Linked DNA regions of Homo sapiens: region 2 is linked to region 1. Evidence: chromatin loops called from intact Hi-C (ENCODE). Cell type or tissue: gastrocnemius medialis. All regions are shown on one strand.

Region 1 (2,500 bases):
TCAAGATCTTTGCGTTTTGTCTTCCCACTCTCTTAAATGCTTTCCCTCCAGATATCACATGGTTTGCTTCCTCACCACCTTCAGATTTTAGTTTAGATGTCACCTTCTTGGCAAGGCTTTTCCTGGGCCCTCAATTTAAAGTTGCACAATGCCCCTTTCCAACCTCTGTCATTCCCTAATGCCTTTCCCTGCTTTACTATTGCTGTCATACTTCATCACCACCTAGCGTACTGCGTGCTTTGCTTATTTATTTGCTGATGTCTGTTTCCTCTTCTGTAAAATGGGGGGAATGTTGACAGTAGTATTACCTCATGGGTTTAGAGGATTAAATAAGTTAATACATGTAATGCCTTTAGAACAATGTCCAACACGTAAAGCATTATACCTGTATTAGCCATTGTTGTTGTTTTCTTATTATGAAGCAATATGCTAGATAATGGAATATAAGGTTACCCTCAAAAAAACGTACTCTCTTGCATTTGCAAAGCAGAATGGTGACTGCTTTCAAGTCTTAGTTGCTCAGTAATCACAATTTCAGCACCAATGAGTGATGCCCTGTTGATGAATGACACCCAGTGCCTCAGGTCTGAAATAGTTTCTGACACTAATAAGATATTTTGACTGCAAATGTAAAGCTTAAGGAGTTGAAGTTCAAAGATAGAGTAATCTATCAATTAGATTGATCACTAATCATTCCCCCACATCAGTTGTAATTCAAGTGTCATGCATAACCCTTGGTTCATGAAGAACTTGAAAATATTACCTGGCTGCAGGGGCTCTGAGTTATGGCTGCCCAGAGCCGCACAGCTCTGGACGGTAAATGATGATCACTAAGGCACAGGGCTGTGGGGGCCACGCTATGTTGACTTAACCCTGCTTTACATGGGTGGTAGTTTAGCAAGTTGGTTTGTCCCAGAGTCTCTCAGACCCACTGGTAGTAAATTACCTCCTTTACTCTCAAGCTTGCCACGAACAAGTGATCTACTACTAGCAAGTGAGCATTTTATTTCCAAAAGGGAGCATATTTTTCTCATCATGCTTCATTCATTTTTGAGGGCTCACTTATCATTATAATTGTTCACTTTTTAAGCCTGTGCCACAGACATCCACACACAAACACACTCAAGGTTCCAGTTTGCCCAGAATCAAGGGTAGATTGGATCCTTCTACTTCAAGCAAGGTCCACTTTATCCTTAGTTTACTCATTTGGTACTTTTTTTTTTTTTGAGATGGAGTCTTGCTGTGTTGCCCAGGCTGAAGTGCAGTGGCACAATCTTGGCTCGCTGCAACCTCCACCTCCTGGGTTCAAGCAATTCTCCTGCCTCAGCCTCCCCAGTAGCTGGGATTACAGACATGCACCATCACACTAATTTTTGTATTTTTAGTAGAGATGGGGTTTCACCCTATTGGGCAGGCTGGTCTCAAACTCCCGACCTAAAGTGATCCACCTGCCTTGGCCTCCCTAAGTGCTGGGATTACAGGTGTGAGCCACCGTGCCTGGCCCATTCAGTAAATATTAATTAATACATGCCAAGCAAACACTTCCTTGCCTTCAGGGAGCTTGATCAAGACTCTTCTCTCCCAAACTTAACGAGACTCTTATTTTTCCCAAATTAGCAATAATTTTGTCATTGCATCATGGAATACACCTTAAAGGAACCTGGATAATCTAATTCTAATGAACCATAATGTAGAATGTCACTCTGAGACATCAATGGAATTGCTCCCAGCCAGCCAGACATGCTAACTTTCTGTAAGTTACTAATGTTAAGCCCAGGGCAAATCAGCTTTTTCCTGGAATCATATAAACTTTCCAAATAATTATACTTCCCAGGTTAGTGAACTAACCTTCAATATTGAACATTTGTTCTAATCTTCATTTCTGTATTTGGCTATAAGAGCTCTGAAGATATGTATCTCAGTTCAGTTAGAGAGTTGGTGAAAGAAGACCTTTCAAAACACAGGCGAAAAGTATTTTCCTTCCATAATATACAGTCAGCTCTGGCACCTAGGGATGGATTTAGTTGCTCTGAATCTTTCATTTCTGTTAAGATGGAGTTTTTGCTGGCATGCTAATTATGTTTCTGTACAGTATTAAAATAGTAGCCCTTCAGAGTGTGCAGAATTGCTTCCTCTGTGTACAATATTGAGTGATTAGTTTTACTTAAATGAGTCTGATATGTTAGAAGAACCTGTTCGTGAAGAATTTTGGTTGTTGATGTATATTTTTTAAGTACCTCAGGAATTAAAGTATGTGTGCAGTGCCTTACATTTACGCAGATGAGGATATGTTTGTAGCCTTCTGGAGAGAACTAGAGAAGCCAACTTTTTAAAAATGGAAATTTGGAAATCCTTTGTGTGTGTGTTAAGGAAAGAAAAGTAAGAAGGAAAAAGAAAGTGAGCAACTGGGATTCAGGCAAGAATATCTGCTGTCATAATAATAATTTAAGTGACAGAGCAAGCTGCTGATAGGAGATGGTTATTATCCTGATAATATTGA
Region 2 (2,500 bases), 55 kb before region 1:
AAGGGCAGCGGACACATAGGCAGCACGTCAAGACTTCCCTTATCCAACTGTTCAAAACAGAGAAAAATGGTTCCAATAGTAAGAAGTGTCCTGTTTCATTCAGAAACGTCATGTGGGACCATCTGCAACTTGCTTAGTTAGCATTTGCGGCCTCCTGTAACAAGGTGACAGAAGCACTTCAGGTCAGCATCTAAATTGCTTATTTTTTTTTAATTTTGAGGCCAGGCATAGTGGCTCACGCCTGTAATCCCAGGAGTTCAAGTTTAGCTTGAGCAACATAGCAAGACCTTATCTCTAAAAAAAAAAAAAAAAAAAAAGAAAAAAAGAAAAACTTTGGGGGGGTGCATATCACTGTTACCCAGGCTTGAGTGCATGATCTCGGCTCACTGTGCAACCTGTCTCGTAGGTTCAAGTGATTCTCATGCCTCAGCCACCCAAGTGGCTGGGATTACAGGCATGCATCACCATGCCCAGCTAATTTTTAAAAATAGTTTTGACAAAGTTTTGCCATGTTGGCCAGGCTGGTGTCGAACTCCTGGCTTCATGTGATGTGCCCGCTTTGGTCTCCCGAAGTGTTGAAATTACAGGTGTGAGCCACTGCGCCCAGCCAAAACTCATTTTCTATAACACAAATAAGTCTTAAGGCTGCAGATTATCAGTAAAACAAAATTTGAAGAGCTTCAAGAGTAATTTGATTAGTTTTCACCTCACACATCGATTATAAAAAACTAATCCCTGAGTAAGGTGCAATTCCAACTCATTTTATTTATTTATTTTGAGACAGAGTCTTACTGTGTTGCCCAGGCTGGAGTGCAGTGGCACGATCTTGGCTCACTGCAACCTCTGCCTCCCGGGTTCAAGCAATTCTCCTGCCTGTCTCCTAAGTAGCTGGGACTACAGTGCCCACCACCATGCCCGCTAATTTTTTTTGTATTTTTAGTAGAGATGGGTTTTCACTATGTTGGCCAGGCTGGTCTTGAACTCCTGACCTCGTGATCCACCCACCTCAGCCTCCCAAAGTGCTGGGGATTACAGGGGTGAGCCACCAGGCCCAGCCTATTTTTTATTTTTTTTGAGACAGTCTCGCTGTGTCACCCAGGCTGGAGTGCAGTGGTGTGATCTCAGCTCACTGCAACCTCCGCCTCCCAGGTTCAAGTAATTCTCCTGCCTCAGCCTCCCAAGTAGCTGGGACTACAGTGCCCACCACCACACCCAGCTAATTTTTTTTTTTTTTTTAGTAGAGACAGGGTTTCACTATGTTGGCCAGGCAGGTCTTGAACTCCTGACCTCATGATCCGACTGCCTTGGCCTCCCAAAGTGCTGGGATTACAAGTGTGAGCCACCGCGCCCGGCCAATTCCACTGATTCTAAAATGGCCTTAAGTGAAATTAATCACGTACCAAAATGCCATCCTAAGAAGTCCCAGAACTATTTAGGTTAAAATAAAATATGAAATGACCTAGAATTCTTAGTTGTTCATTAACTCTGCACTTTCAACTAATAGGGTGATTAGTAACTCAACAGCACCACCCCTTTCCACTCCCCTTTCAGAAGTCCTGTGTACAAGGCACAGCCCTGAGGGTGCCACTGCTGCAGTGAGGACAGATTCCATAGCGGAGGGACCTGGAGCTGCACCTATTTTGTTCTTGGTGTATCCAAAGGTATCAGTCACTCCACAGCACATAGGAGCACTCGGGGATGTGTTGGATGAACTCACAGCCAAGCCCTATGCTCATACTGAGGGGATCCAAGTCTCACCTGGAGCATAGTTGAGGGGTAACAGGGCTGCTGTAAACTGACGTAGGGCCTTAGTTATATGAACCTTATGAATCTGCCAATTCAAATTTCAGTCACTTTCCTCTTTTTAAAGAGTAAACATTTTTGTGTTCACAGTACCCCTACTAAAATTAGAACAAGGCCAAAGCAGCAGCCTCTCTGAGGTAACAACCTAACTTGGGCCAGGGGAAGGAGTACAGCACAGTAAAGCAGTTTTCTTTCCCAGAATGGCATAAGCCTGAGAAAAGCTTCTTTGGAAGCTGTTTAGACAGGAAAACAAAACCATCAGCTCCCTGGCTGGCAGACAAGTAGAAACTATGTTAAGATGAAAATAAGGTATCACACAGAAAACATACATTTAGGTTTCTTTTTTTTTTTTTTTTTTTTTTTTTTTGAGACGGAGTCTTGCTCTTGTCGCCGTTTCTAGCTTTTTAAGAGTTACAATTAAGACCTCAATTTGAAGACTGGGCGCGGTGGCTCATACCTGTAATCCCAGCACTTTGGGAGGCCAGGGTGGGCCTGATCATTTGAGGTCAGGAGTTTTGAGACCAGCCTGGACAACATGGTGAAACACTCTACTAAAAATACAAAAAAATGAGCCAGGTGTGGTGGTGCGAAGCTGTAATCCCAGCTACTTGGGAGGCTGAGGCACGAGAATGGCTTGAACCCAGGAGGCGAAAGATGCAGTGAGCTGAGCTCGTGCCACTGCACTCCAGCCTGGGTG

The links. Hi-C counts contacts between places; a loop is a spot of excess contacts. Peaks named below come from ENCODE experiments on the same cell type or tissue, not always from the same donor. Only the 100,000 strongest peaks of a DNase experiment are listed, where the experiment ranks them.
Region 2: a loop joins it to region 1, with 2.2 times the contacts of the local background. A loop is called at or near these places in 4 of 110 quality-filtered maps.

Annotation. Positions count from the first base shown.
Region 1 is chr17:50,701,126-50,703,625 of GRCh38, reverse strand. All of the region lies in intron 1 of ANKRD40 (ankyrin repeat domain 40), which reads left to right. Among named protein-coding and RNA genes, the nearest start is that of ANKRD40, 5.5 kb to the left of the region's middle. In gastrocnemius medialis, no CTCF peak of the experiment used is centred here; no DNase peak of the experiment used is centred here; H3K27ac peaks cover 343 bases.
Region 2 is chr17:50,756,363-50,758,862 of GRCh38, reverse strand. No RefSeq gene overlaps it. Among named protein-coding and RNA genes, the nearest start is that of ANKRD40CL, 9.9 kb to the left of the region's middle. RefSeq lists a silencer at 1,481-1,775. In gastrocnemius medialis, no CTCF peak of the experiment used is centred here; no DNase peak of the experiment used is centred here; H3K27ac peaks cover 270 bases.